3 separate regions of the Mus musculus genome follow, and all the other regions are linked to region 1. A link is a loop called in an ENCODE intact Hi-C map of the cell type or tissue named here. Cell type or tissue: gastrocnemius. All regions are shown on one strand.

What was found. Hi-C counts contacts between places; a loop is a spot of excess contacts. Peaks named below come from ENCODE experiments on the same cell type or tissue, not always from the same donor. Only the 100,000 strongest peaks of a DNase experiment are listed, where the experiment ranks them.
Region 2: a loop joins it to region 1, with 2.3 times the contacts of the local background. A loop is called at or near these places in 5 of 42 quality-filtered maps.
Region 3: a loop joins it to region 1, with 5 times the contacts of the local background. A loop is called at or near these places in 15 of 42 quality-filtered maps.

What each region holds. Positions count from the first base shown.
Region 1 is chr17:7,820,047-7,825,046 of GRCm38, reverse strand. All of the region lies in intron 1 of Fndc1 (fibronectin type III domain containing 1), which reads left to right. Among named protein-coding and RNA genes, the nearest start is that of Fndc1, 4.8 kb to the left of the region's middle. In gastrocnemius, a CTCF peak has its summit at 3,027; a DNase peak (open chromatin) is centred at 3,040; H3K4me3 peaks cover 1,323 bases; H3K27ac peaks cover 1,115 bases.
Region 2 is chr17:7,654,590-7,659,589 of GRCm38, reverse strand. No RefSeq gene overlaps it. Among named protein-coding and RNA genes, the nearest start is that of Gm33158, 19 kb to the right of the region's middle. In gastrocnemius, a CTCF peak has its summit at 2,889; no DNase peak of the experiment used is centred here; H3K4me3 peaks cover 452 bases.
Region 3 is chr17:7,592,525-7,597,524 of GRCm38, reverse strand. No RefSeq gene overlaps it. Among named protein-coding and RNA genes, the nearest start is that of Gm33086, 19 kb to the right of the region's middle. In gastrocnemius, no CTCF peak of the experiment used is centred here; no DNase peak of the experiment used is centred here; H3K27ac peaks cover 499 bases.

The DNA of each region.
Region 1 (5,000 bases):
AGGCAAACATTAAAGAACAGGGGTGCTCCCAGTCTGAAGGCCTGAAACCATCTATGCGTTTACAGTAGACACTCAGGGAGGGCTAGGGATCATCTCTATTTTCTTCTTTAAAGCTAAAGAGCTTTTTAATGAATCTGCAAGGCCAAAGTCATTCTCAAAGTGATATGAGTTCAGTCCCAGCCTCTTTCCTGGGTTGATGTTCACATGAGTGAACAAAAGCTTACTGGGTAATAAATGGTATCTGACAGGGTCCACCGCTTGGAGCCTGAAAATACTAAGAGTTTAACCCCAGGGATAAGCACCTGCGGGACTCCCAGTCAGCACTCGAATGACTTGCTTTATAAGAAGAATGCGGTATTTACTCTAAAAAAAAAAAATCTACAGACAAACTATAGTTGCCTACTTGGATAACTCTCACAATTTTTTTCCCTCCAGAAATGAGCAAACTGAGCCTGATATCTCTCGTTAAGTAACTGCACAAATTTCTTGTCAGTGATGCAACTTGAATTTCTTTCTTTAAAAAAAAAAAAAAATCAAAGAGGCCGGGAGGTGGTGGCGCACACCTTTAGTCCCAGCACTCGGGAGGCAGAGGCAGGAGGATTTCTGAGTTCAAAGCCAGCCTGGTCTACAAAGTGAGTTCCAGGACAGCCTGGGCTATACAGAGAAACCTTGTCTCAAAAAACAAAAAACAAAGCAAAACAAAACAAAAAAAAAAAAAAAAAAACAAAAACAAACAAAATCTAGTGAGGAATTTCAATTTTTAAAAAAAGACTTTATTTATTTATTTTATGTTTATGGGTACACTGTAGCTGTACTGATGGTTGTGAGCCATCGGTGGTTTCTGGGAATGAAGGTTGCTCACTCCAGTCAGTCTGGCTCATTCCAGTCGACCCTGCTCTCTCTGGCCTAAAGATTTCATTTATTATTATATGTAACTACACTGTAGCTGTCTTCAGACAGCACCAGAAGAGGGCATCAGATCTCATTACAGATGGTTGTGAGCCACCATGTGGTTGCTGGGATTTGAACTCAGGACCTTTGGAGGAGCAGTCAGTGCTCTTAACCCCTGAGCCATCTCTCCAGCCTGCAACTTGAGTTTCATAAGTTAAAACTTGAATGCAGCTAAGCTGTCTCTCCCCTGGTAGGCTTGAAATACTTCTCTGTATTAGAAACCTTTTTTATGGCCATGGTGATAGGAATGAACGTGGTTTTGATAGCAATATGAATGAAGATGTGCCTTTAAAATGTCACACGATGAGACATGGTGAATTCAAATAGCGACTACACAAAGTATTACACAGGGATCCGACATGGTGGCATGCATCTGCAATACATCTGCAATGGCTCCTGGAGCAAGATGGGAGGTGGAGATGGGAGAATCACTGCAAATTACGCACAGTTGTGAATCAGGTGCGTGGGGATGCACAGTACAGCAACAGAAGCAAGAGAGACTCCGCCCCAATAAGGTAGAACATGAGAACGGACTTCCAAAGACCATCTCTGGCCTCCGTGTGCAAGTGTGCATTCATATGTGCACATGCAGGGCACATGTGAGAGTACACAGCATCCATGCATATACACACACGCATACATATGTGGGCGCACATACGCATGCATACACACAACCAAACTTTTCACAGGGCCTTATACATGCTAGACACACTGCTCCTGAGCTCCACCCCCCATTATAAACAAATTAATTTTAAATTACCATAATTCCTACTATAGTAGGGAAAGATAGATGACAGACATCCCGTTCAAGTATAACTTTTATGGGAACCTTGCAAGTTTAAAGGTAGAAAGGAATCCAGAGGCCACAGAGTGTTATAGCTCCTGGCATACACAGCTGAATGGAAGTTAGAAGTGCAGATGCCAGGGTCAGAGTCTTAACACCATCACGGCCTCTCTGCTGGCCTTCAGCAGTCCATCTGAGTTTGTGGGTAGATGTGGTCAGTGAGACCCTTTCATCTTTAGAAGCCCTGGGAAACTTTCCTATGACCCAGGCGGCCCCAGCTCTCTGGTGTGTCTCTCTTCATTTCTGTCTTTGCAAGCAGGTTGGACCCCTTTGGCTTCAGTTTGTGTTTCGGAGCCTAGCAGGCAGATGACCCATATCACTCATTTGTATGAGCATAGAAAACATTATTGTAAAATTAGGGGGTGTAGTGGGATTGCAGGATGGCAATTCATGTCCCTAAAATGCCATCACTAGAAGCCACTCCATGTCCCCAACCCACCCTCTCGACATGTAAGTCACAGTGGCCTACTATCCCTTGTCTATGGGACGGACATGGATGTGGGCTGCATCCTTTCCCTCTGTTTGCTGTGAGGAATGACCACACACCTTTGGCTTAAAGCAGCAGGAATGATGCTATTGGTAAGATGGTATTGGAGGTCAGGATTCCAGATTGGGTCTCCTGGGGCTAAAATCCAGGGCTGTGTCCCTCGGGCGACTTTGGACACTATCAGGTTTCTTTTACTTCCAGCTCCAGAGTTCTCACCTTTCTTGGCTCTGGGGACTTAGGAGGAGATCTTTGGGTACCACGACTACTCTGCCAACCTCAAGGGGTGTGAATAAGAAACCTGGGCACAAACATTTCCAGAGTTGCTCCCGGAGGTTGATTGGGGAAAGGACCTCTGTTTACTTATGGAATTTCTCCGTTGTAACTAAACTTCAGCCGTCAGGAGCTTTTGTTTTAATTAGAAAACACGGGGGTAGGTGTTTAAAACTATAAAGATGAAAGCGAGAAGGGAACAGGCCTGCCTGCTGTGTAGTTAGTTATTTGTGAACGCACAGAATCCATCTGTTAAAATACAGAGCAAACTGGAAACTTGGGGAGAGCAGGGAATTGGGGGAAAGGGGACAACTGTGGTTTTTGTTGCCCTCACATCTTCCCCAGCCTTAATAAATGAGCATTTGCGTATTTGGAACCATTGGGTAATCGCACAAACCAGAATACCTTTTCTTCCTTTCCCTTTAAATCTTGGAATCTTCCTTTCTGGATCTAGCTCTCGGCAGCACTTGCGTTCTGTGGTCCATAGAGGGCGCCCCTGGCCTTTCGGAGGCGGGCCGTCATCCTTGGGCTTCTTTAAAATTTAAAATTTTCTTTAGCTTGCCATTCGTTGGATCTGCCTGCACACCGGGAAGGACATGGTCGACATTACCGCACATTAACAATTAAGTGTTAATAAATACGGGGTTTGCAACTTAAGTCTAGCTGGGGTTTGCAACTTTTTAGCTGTTGGGGCACCTTTGTAGGCCGGGCCAAAGTTGAAACAGTTGGACCATGGGGGAGAATTAAGAAAACATGGAGTGGGGGTCATAGTCTTGGTAACGCCCCTCTCTCCCAGCTCCCTCTCCCAGCCTCAAGCTTTACTTTCGTGACTAGGGTAATATTGCAAATTATTTTAATTATAATAGTCAGAGTCTATCGTAACTTACTGTTAAGTGTAGCAACTTAATTGCAGAGCTGTAAATGTTGATTAAAAACAGACAGCAGTGTAGTTTTCTGCGGTGGCATTAACATACTCAACAAAACACAAGCTGCGGATGTGAATCTCACCCTTGCCCTGTAGGTAGACTTTTAAAAAATGTTCTCTTCCTAACTGGCTCTTCCTGTTCTCATGCTTGGTTTCCATAGTCACCATGTGAACTTGGTGATACCCTCCTGTTCTTCCTGGGGGAACCAGGCGTAAAGCTGTTAAACTGTTCTCCCACTGATGTAGTCTAGTATATACTTGTCCTAGGATTTGGACTCAAATCTTCGAAATCCTACAATCCTCCCCTGCAGGCTACCTGGGGTTACATGTCTGGGAATTAACTGTGCTAACCAGATTTTCTTCCCTAGGCTATGTGTAAATGTCAGTACCAACATTTCTGCCCTGCTCTGAGGGTTGGTTCGTTTTAACTGTCAACTACACACAGCATAGCATCACCCGGAAAGAGTCTTATTTGGGATTATTTAGATTGGATTGGCCTGTGGGCAGGTCTGTTGGAGATCGCCCGTGTTAACTGATGTAGGAAGACCCGGCCCACTGTGAGCGGAAGTAGGCATTACAAGACAGGACAAAGCTCTGCTGCTGGGAGCAAGCCAACAAGCAAGCGCTCATGCATTCGTTTCTTCCTACTCTTGCCTGTGGATGTGATGTCTCCTCTAAATTCCTGTTGCCTCAACTTCTCTACATGACAGTCTGTAAACCGGAACTGTAAGCTGACGAAATGAATGGAGAGCAGCACCTTTTCTGGGTCTCTCCTGTGGTTAGCTGCCAAGGAATGGTTCCACCACACCGTGGGACGCTCAACTTCAGGGAAACAGGGCTTCCCATAAGCTGAAGTTGGTGTGAACCTAGTCCCTATTACAAAACGGCCCAGAGGATGTTAGGGTAAAGTGGCGACGTCGGGGCGCTTTGGCCAAGGTGTGTGCCACTTAGAAATTATGTCGCACATCGGTCTAGGGCAAGATGTTTATTGAGAGAGGAGGAAATCGAAAGGCCATCTCTGAGTGGGGACATGAGAAATAGACAGACAGGCAGACAAACAGAAGCAAAAGAATGAACGAGAGAGACAGAGAGAGAGAGAGCCCGATCTTGAGTGACCAGAACTTTTTATGAACTGCCCCTGGTGTATCTGGCCATCTAGGAGATGACCTAAGATGCTGCTGCTAGGTCCCCGAGGGCAGGCCAATGGGAATGCCTGATTTCCAACAAGGGGCGTGGTTATAACAAGGTCCTGCCTGTAATTGGTCTTGTTAAACTTGTCCCATCCCCATTGGAGACCTGTGCTTGTGTGTCTAATCCCATCCTTAACCGGTTCATGGTTTACCTCCACAGGCTCATAGCCAGCACACACATGCTCCCGACCTGTAAAAACTTTGAAAGTGTGTTCTTGATTTCAGCCAGGTCTGGGTTTGATCACTGTCCCTTTATCCGGCTGTGTAAGAGTTCTCTAAGCTCTCTCATGGTCAGTTCGAGGAATACCAGGGTGGAAAACACATTTAAATTTA
Region 2 (5,000 bases), 170 kb after region 1:
TGAGCAGTGATTCTCGGGGAAATATAAATCTAAATAAAAGAACCAAGCAGAAATTTAAGAAAAGACAAATAGAACACCTACAACGGAAGAATTATTTGAACAATCAGATTAAAGTCAAATGAGACAATGGTCAGTGAATTCAATGAGAGAGCCACATTATCCAGCGTTAAGAGCGGGGGGCGGGGGGGGGCAGATAAAATCAAATGCACAGACCCTTAGGCATCCGTGGGACACCAGTGTTCTGAGGCATGTGTGTTTATGACACAGGGAAAGAAGACAGTAAGAGTGGGAGAAGAAAAGAATCTAAATAGAAAAATCAAAATCACCCCAAATTTAGATTTTTAAAGACCCACCTACAATGGTAAGAAATGCAGCAAATCATTCATTATGAATACTAGCACCTCAAAGAAGATTTAGGTCTAAGTTCAGGAAAAACAAAGACAATAAAAGCAATTTAGAAATGGAAAAATCAAAGTTACTCATTGTATTCAGAGGAATGATTCTGATGATGTTCAATTTCTCTGACAGAACAAAGGGATAAGTGTGTGTGAGAGAGAGATTCTCAGATAAATGAAATAAGATAATCTGATGAGAAATAAAAGTGACATCGTAAAAATATCTTATTAACACCAAAGGAAAAAAGAAATGACTAGACAATAGAATGATAACAAATAGCAATGTGGCTGACTTAAAACCAGCCACATTAAACACTAGGAAACTAAACCATGCTAATTAAAAGACAGAGATTATCTGGACTGGATTCAGTAATGAACTAAAGAGTGTGAAGCAGAATTATGAGTTTGAGGTTAGCCTGTAGAACATAGCAAAATGAAGAGAGTCTACTTTATAATCAAGCCCTCTTGTCTATAAGAGACACATTTTGAACAGGAGTAGGGAAGTTGAAAGAAAGTGACATTAAGACACACCAAACAGAGAACCATGGGCTGGAGCTATTGTAGGACACTTGTGTAGCATGGAGAAAGCCCTGGCTTTGGTTCTCAGCACTGCACAAACCACTGTGGCAGAGGCAGGAGGATCAGAAGTTTGAAGTCATTCTCAGCTATGTAGCAAGTTGATGGCCAGCCTGGGATACACAGAAGCCTGTTTCAAAATATATATACATACCACCAAGCTAATGGTATACACAAAAACTAGTGAATCTATGTTAACACCAGAGAAGGTAGACTTTAAACTGGAGAGTGTTAATAATGATAAAGATGGAATAGTTCACAAAAGTGGAAGAATCATTTCAAAAGAAAGTCATGCAAATATTTGTGAGCTATTTGTATATATGCCTAGACCTTTCTCTCTCTCTCTCTTTTCATTTAGTATATACTGCTTATTATTCTGATTTTTAAAAGGATACTTCCAAAAGCATTATCTCAAAACACTACAGAACATTTTCATGTATCTATACCACATCACATACCCTTCTGGATCACGATTTTACAGTAAACCATCTTCCTACAGAAATCATTTTTATATCTACTGTGGTTTTCACTTGGGAAAATGATTCTTATATTTATTTGTCAAAGCCAATAATTATTCATGACTTTATTCTGTCTTACTAATCTTTACTTTGTAAACTTTAAACTATTTTAAACAAATACATAAACCCCTTGTCTAAGTCAGGGTTTCTATTCCTGCACAAACATCATGACCAAGAAGCAAATTGGGGAGGAAAGGGTTTATTCAGCTTATACTTCCATACTGCTGTTCATCACTGAAGGAAGTCAGGACTGGAACTCAGGCAGGTCAGGAAGCAGGAGCTGATGCAGAGGCCATGGAGGGATGTTCTTTATTGGCTGGCTTCCCCTGGCTTGCTCAGCCTGCTCTCTTATAGAACCAAGACTACCAGCCCAGAGATGGTCCCACCCACAAGGGGCCTTTCCCCCTTGATCACTAATTGAGAAAATGCCTTACAGTTGGATCTTGTGGAGGCATTTCCTCAACTGAAGCTCCTTTCTCTGTGATAACTCCAGCTTGTGTCAAGTTGACACAAAACTAGCCAGTACACCCCATATATATGGCTATGTATGTATGTATATGGAGTATTTTAATATACAGCTCCATCGTGTGATATTCAGACTATTAAACATCTCTGCCTTCTCTTGCCTCTCAGTTCCTTCACAGCAGCACCTTACTTCTAAATATTTCTCTGTGCTCAGGACCATGGAGAACATAGCTCAAGCCTCCTTCAACTTTCCAGCATCCATGTTCTGGATGACCTGGGACTAATGTCGGGACCAGAGGCATGGCTTTTGTATCTACTGCTCCCCCAGGAAGCTCAGTGGATGCTGTGCTTGGGTTCGGATCTATTTCATCAGTGTGAGTGGGTCTAGAAATTATCTTGGATATCAACAGAGAAGACACGGAGACACCCATGCCTGAGCATGTGAAAGCAAGGCTAGACAGGTAGAGAATCAGATTTCGAAATTGTGACTCCTTCCTCGGTATGTGGTATTTATTTTTATTTCATTTACTTCGTGTGTGGGATTTGAGTCTGTGCGTGTGTGTGTGCGTGTGTGTGTGTGTGTAGGTATGTGTGCTTGCCCACTCAAGTTGAGTGCAGATACCAAAGACTGATGTCAAGCTACCTCCTCAATCTCTTCTTCTCAATTTTATTGTTTGAGGCAAGGTTCCTCATTGAACCTGGAGCTTGTGTTTGCCCTAGGTCTCTGGCCATTGAGTCCCTAAGGACCCCCTGTCTCTGCCCTAGCATTGGAGTTACAGGTGCCATATGTTGTGACACCCAGATTTGTAAGTGGGTACTGGGGATCAAAACCTCTCAGTTCCTTGTGCTTACAGAGCAAGCACTTTACGGATTTAACAATCTTTCCTGTTGTCCACAGTGACTTTTAGGAGTTCCTAGTCACTAAATGGTCAACAGCACCCCTAGTGGTCAGTCCACACAATATAAGAAGACATGTTCTTATAAACACAATACATTTTTTGACACATCCTTATAAACACAATATTTTTTTCTTTTTCAAAAAGAAAGGGTTCTAGTCTTAGAAACTTAACCCTAACTGATACACATATAATCTCCTATCCATGCATGATGGCTGTTCTTAGTTGTCAAATTGACTACATCAAGAATTAATTAAAGCCCAAATGGCTGGGAACACCCGTAGATATTTTTTTCTTGATCTGAATTGGGAAGACCACTTTGAATGTGAACATTTGAGATGGGAAGATCCACCTTTTATGTGAACCAAGCATTCTGTTGGCAGCCTGTATAAAGGCGATGGAAGAAGGAAGCCTGCTATTTCCTGATTACTCTCGAGCTTGCTAACAAGTCCATTCCTTCACCGTCATTAGAGCCTATTTCTTTGGGATTCTGGCATATACTGAAGACCAGCTGAGAGATCCAGTCTAATGGACTGAGCAACTACTCCATTCTTGTACCTTCTGTTCATAGGCAGCTGTTGTTGGATTAGCTGGACCGCATCCTGTGAATCATCCTAATAAATTTCCCGTGTGTGTGTGTGTGTTTATTCTGTTAGTTCTGTTCCTCTAGAGAACTAAAATGAGCATTTACTAAAATGAGTTAGGGTGCACCTAGAACAAACACCCTTAACACCTTTTTAGTGTCACTCACACCCCCTCTGTCACTACGTTTGCACAGTGTCTCCCTCATTTCACATCACACCATGAGTCATCTTATTTTTCCTTCACACACACACACCCATTCTTGAGATTAAAGAATAGGACTTTGAGGTCTGTACGCTTGCATCCAGGCAAAGATACAATACTTTAAATATATTGGGGAATGTTTGTATTTAATAGATGGAAAACTGCCGGAGGAACGAATCAGCAAATCCTGACTGGCAGAATGACCCACGCATGCGCAAACAGCTACTTCCACATTCGGCAACCTTGAAATCTGACTGATGCCTGGAGACAAACAACAACAGAGTGCATGGCCAGAACAACTCGTCGGATGCTGCCAGCTTCAGGGAGTGAGATGTCATGGACCACTGGGGCACGAGCGGAGGATATAGAGGCACACCCCGATCCTGCAATAAACAAGTTCGCTACTGCTTTTCACCTGACTTCCAGAGTCTGTGTCATTGGTTGCGTGCCTTTTTACCCCCTACCCTCAAGGACCATCTCTAGGGGACAAAGACTAGGGCAACAGATGACTAAGTAAAATTCTTGGAAGAATACATTGTGTATGAGTGTGCACGTTCATGCATGCACGCATGTGTGTATTGTCTAACCTTCTTAAATAATCATCACTTTTATGAAATACTATGATATTGAAGATAACTACTGATAGAGAGATAGAAAACATGGCTCTTACATTTAGATGAAATTGGGGTATACACAGTGGTGTGGCTTTAAACTAGTCCTTATATTTAAATATCAACCTTTGTAATTGCAGATACTAAGTATACTGAAACTTTACTCTAAGTTGGTCATTTATGCCCGGAGACTTGGCATCAAAAATTCCCCTTTTGATCCTGAAACACACTTACAGGGCATCTATCTTCACAATTAAAAGAACTGGGGTTCATAGAAACTAAGTAACTATCCAATGCTACACAGCTAGTGAGTGGCTAGAGTGGATAATTAAGGCTCACTAAACATGTGTGCACATATGGTTTTCAGTCTTTCACATATGTGTATAAGTGGATGTATGTGTGTATGCATGTATTTTGACAAGGACTCACTGTGTAGCTCAGCTGGCCTCAAAGTCTCAGCCATTCCTCTGCCACTTGCAGAGTGGTATTATAGAACTGTGTTACTACACCTGCCTCCCAACCTCCTTTATGATAAGGTTCAAGCTGTATGACCTAGGTGATGAGCTCTGTGCTGTGATGTGTGTCACTGCTGGATGGAGACAGTGAAGACCTACTATGTTCTTTCACCTTTCTCCTTCTTGATGTGGGAAGACACATGTTGCAAAGAGTGTGGACTCTGCAATGAAGGGAGGGGGTCTCCCAGCTAGCATCTCGTGAGTGAAAGATAAACATTGGCTGTGTTAATCCGCTATA
Region 3 (5,000 bases), 230 kb after region 1:
GTGTGTGTGTGTGTAAGAGAGAGAGAGAACCATGAGAAGAAAGGAAGAAATCTTAAGTGTGAGGGAAGCCTCGCAGGGAGTGGCACTCATGTGACATGAAGGCAGGAGAGATTTGTGTGCGCTCAGGAAAAAGATGAATGAGGTTGAAGAGTAGGAAGTTCAGGGCAAGATGGGATACCTAAGAAGAAGTCTCATGACCTCGCATATCATAAAACACATCAATTCATAATTTAAATTTATCTTAAAGATGAGAAAAAGAAAAATATAAACTAAGGGCCCAGGATCTGATTTGATCAATAGAAGTGCTTGCCATGTGATCTGAGGGCACACACCTAAGCCTAGCACCATGGGCACACACCTAAGCCTGGCACTGACTAGAAGCTCTAGGTTCAGTGGGAAACTCTGTCTCAAAATAGAACAATAGAAGACACATGATATTGACCTCTGGTCTCCACTGTACACACACACACACAGAGACACAGAGAGAGAGAGACACACACAGAGACACATACAGAGAGAGAGAGAGAGAAAGAGAGAGAGAGAGAATAATAGAAATTAAGTCTATATAAATAAAATGGAAACTTCTTATCATCCAATAAGATAGTAGAGTTTATATGAGCAACAGTAAGGAACCAACAGAGATCTGAGGACAGAATAACAAGAAAGTCCAAGTTTGGAAGCCAGCCTGGTAGACATACCTGCTCTTCCAGATTCCAGGAAGACCATAGGAGAACAAGTGTAGTTCAAAGCCTGCCTGGACTGCTGAGAACATTCAAGGCCAGTGCAAAGACAGGTGAGACTTTGTCTCAGCATTTACAAAAGCAAAAGGAAGTCCAGAAATGTAGCTTGTCAGTTGAGTGTTTGCCCAGCGTACACAGGGCTTTCTACTGAAGCCTCAGCAATAAAAAAACTAACAACAAAAGAAATCCAAAGAGCAAGCTGCTTTGGGAAAATGGAGTTGTAATTAATCGTGCAAGAAATTGAAAGAAAAATGAAGAGAAGGGCGTAGAAAATATATTCACTGACATGTGATAGGTGAAGTCAGAGAGGACAAATCAGACCCCTGTGGCAAAGAATCCCAGGAAAGAACAAATTTAAAGAATGAGGACAGATGACTGGTGGTTTAAGACCTTCCTGTCTGAGGACATGGGTGGAGGAAACGTTAAACTGCAGACATAAGCACAGACAGAGACTCAATAACTTGTCCTCATAAAAATCTACCAGCACTTGGGAGGCAGAGGCAGGCGAACTTCTGAGTTTGAGGCCAGCCTGGTCTACAGAGTGAGTTCCAGGACAGTCAGGGCTACACAGAGAAACCCTGTCTCGAAAAAACAAAACAAAACAAAAAGATCTACCTGTTGCATTAGTTACTGTTTTCATACAGTGACAAAATACCTGGAATAAAGCATCTCAAAGGACAGAAACATTTTCCCTCAGAGTCTGAAGATACATTCTACTACAGTGTATAAGCCATATTTCTATTACTTAAACAAAACACCATGACCAAGGCAACTTATAAAATAAAGCATCTAGTTGTGCTTACAGTTTTGGAGGATTCGAGTCCATGATGGTGGAGCTTAGGCATAATAAACAATTGAGAACTCACATCTTGATCCACAAGCAAGAGGCAGAGAGAGATAATTGGGAATCACACAAGACTCTTGAAACCTCAAAGATTACCCCCAATGACACACCTCCTCCAAAGAGACCACACCTTCTAATCCTTCCCAAACAGTTCCACCAGCTAGGGACCAAACATTCAAACATATGAGCCTACGGAGACCACTCTCATTCAAACCACCACACTTGGCAAGGAAGTTGTGATGGCCAGAGCCGGAGGCATCTGCATTTGGGAAGCAGAGGTGGATGCTTGTGCTTGTCTAACTTTTTCCTTTTTTATCAGTACTCCAGCCCAGGGAATGGTGCCACCCATATTTAAGGTGGGTCTTCCCATCTCAGTTAACCTAATCTAGAAAATCCCACACAGGCATACACAGAGACTCATCTCCTTTGTGAATCCAGACCCTGCAGAGTTGAAACTAAGACTAACCATCATGTGTGTTGAAATCCTTAACAGCAAAATCTCTTCCTCCTCCTCCTCCTCCTCCTCCTCCTCCTCCTCCTCCTCCTCCTCCTTCTCCTCCTCCTCTCCCTCTCTATCTCTCTACCACTAAGATATACCCCCAGCCCTCACTGCAACAGCCTTAAAGGGCAGATCTCTTACTCAGTATATTCATGCCTAAAATCAATGAAACATCTCTTCCTAGACAAGAGGGTTAGAGATCCTATTCTCAGGGCTAACACTCCATACTTGGCTCGAACACAGAAGACTTCAGAGTTACAAAGGATATGACCCAGGACAGTCTGAAATCTACCCTAGACAGAAGCAGACACAAATAAACTCGGCATTTCCACACTATTCCTAGGCTCTATGTCTCAGAAACGTTTTGTCTCCTTCTCTATGACATTTACAGAGAAATTCCAAGAATGTTTAATAAGGCAGCCTTTGAAAGCAGCTCTCTTTATCTACACTGTCCACTTAGAAATAGCCAGTGGGGAATAATAGTTCAGCACTGGCCCTAACAGCACGGAATCATCATCTATGAGTTTAAGTGAGCTGGGGGACCCAGAGACAAAGGAAGAGGAATTTATGGGGTCTCATTAACAGTACTAAGAAGGTCTCTCCCTCCACATGGCTCCTGTCTGCAAGAATGGACTTTATATTAGCTTTTTCTTTTTTTAATATCGCTAGGCTCTAGAAAGTCAGAGAAATCTCCAAAGACACAACACTGCCCTAAATAAGTCTTTGAAAACAGAATAAGAAGCTTCAAACTCTAAGCAAAAGTGCCAGCTTGCTATTATTCTCCTCTGGAGGAGAATCTCCGGCTTAGGGTTTCCAAGTCCCACAGACAAAAGTCAAACAAATATGCACTCAAATTGATTCAACTCAAATTGAAGGATAAATTTACAGAAGAAAAGCTGATGTGAGTATGCCTTTAAAAATAACTGGAGGAGCTAGAGAAAGCACCCAAGGAGCTGAAGGGGTCTGTAACCCTATAGGTGGAACAACAATATGAACTAAACAGTATCCCCAGAGCTCGTGTCTCTAGCTGCATATGTAGCAGAAGATGGCATAGTTGGCTGTCACTGGGAAGCGAGGCCCCTTGGTATTGCAAACTTTATATGCCCCAGTACAGGGGGATGCCAGGGCCAAGAAGTGGGAGTGGGTGGGTAGGAGAGCAGGGCAGGGGGAGGGTATAGGGGACTTTCAGGATAGCATTTGAAATGTAAATGAAGAAAATATCTAATAAAAATTGAAAAAAAATAAAATAAAAATCACACACCTAGGCTCTGTATTGGTTACTTACCCCCTCAGTGTGAGAAAACACTTAAAGCAGCCTGAGAGAAGAAAGGTTTTCTTCTGTCCACAGTTACAGAGGGTGACAGTCTACCAAGGTGAGAGGAGGCTTGCATGCAGGAGCTTTGTGAGTTCAAGTCTGGTGTAGATAGATAGATAGATAGATAGATAGATAGATAGATAGATAGATAGATAGATAGATAGATAGGTAGATAGGTAGATAGGTAGATAGATAGATAGATAGATAGATAGATAGATAGATAGATAGATAGATAGATAGATAGATAGATAGATATAGAATGGTAAATAACTGCCAAGCTTTAAGGTAACATCTACTTCTAAGAACGAGGGGTTTTGTTCTCCATTGACTACAGTAAACTACCAGTCAACACCAGTGGCCACCAGCCTGACCCAGCCTCACACAGGGCACCTCACATAAGCAAGAACAGCAAGGGTCCCCCGAGATCTCTTATGGCCAGAGGAAAGAAAGAAGCCACCAGTCTAGGGGGACTCACCACATGCCAAGGGAGGAGGTGTAAGAGAACATGCTGAGCAGAGAGTGGAGCTCAGAAAAGGAAGGGGTGACCTAAAAGGATGAGTTCACAATGGTAAGTGCTCCACAAATAAAATATATCTCTGTTGGTGGGATACCCCAGAAGTTCCAAAACCCATAAATAGAAAGCTCTGTGGGACCCGTTACATGAGAGCTGGTGGCATAGAGGTGCCACTGTGGGACACCCGACATGGGAGCTGGTCTTTCCTCTTGCTCCTGCCTTCCTGGGAACTTCCTTGTGAAGGTTGGAAGTAATATTTTTCCTTGAAAGCCATCCTGTCATTATTTTGGGGTCCTGTCCTCCCAACATCAATGCCTCTGGAGCTTGATCAAGCCAGAGATGTGCATCAGAAGCCTGCCCAGTTGTTGGGTCCACGGATTACTCTGTTATGATTGACAACTCATTAGAAACTTAGGCTGTATCACCAACTAAAATGAGAAAGGTGTTCAAATGCAATTTCATCCTGCCTGAGAAGACATAGGTGTTCTGTAACCCATCAGGACACTGACCTATAATCTATCTACAACCTCACACAGAGCCTTGTACAATAGTTGAATAATCCCATCTTCCCTCCCTGTGGCAAAACAAACAAACAAAAAACTTGACCTGACTTTCTTCCCCACCCCCAATCCTTTTTAGAGAAAAAGTATAACTTTATCAACTCATCCTTCTGTTTCCTCATAAACAGCAGAGCAAATTAAGCATAAGTCTGGTTGGCAGTGGCTCTCTTGACTCACACTTGACCCCACAGGGTCCTGTGAGCCGTAGCTAGGAATGTCTGATGCTGGTGACAGCAGAAAACACTAGTTTTTAGCAGAGAAACTTTGAGCCTACAGTCTCAGCAGACTCTTCAGGATCCCTAAAGAAAATAGTCCTGTCTCTGGGATGGTGTCTTACTCAGTGCCAGGTGTTGTGTCTACGTGGTCCCTGGGGACCTGCACGCTGGGCTCTGCTCAGTCTGCATCTGGTGCTGTGTTCAGGTCTCACCATTTCCATCCGGGTAGCTAGATGTAAGGGAGAAGGGTGTCATGTCTGTTTAGCAGTTTGAAAATGTGTCATCAAGTCTGATTTACTTCTATGAGAAAATC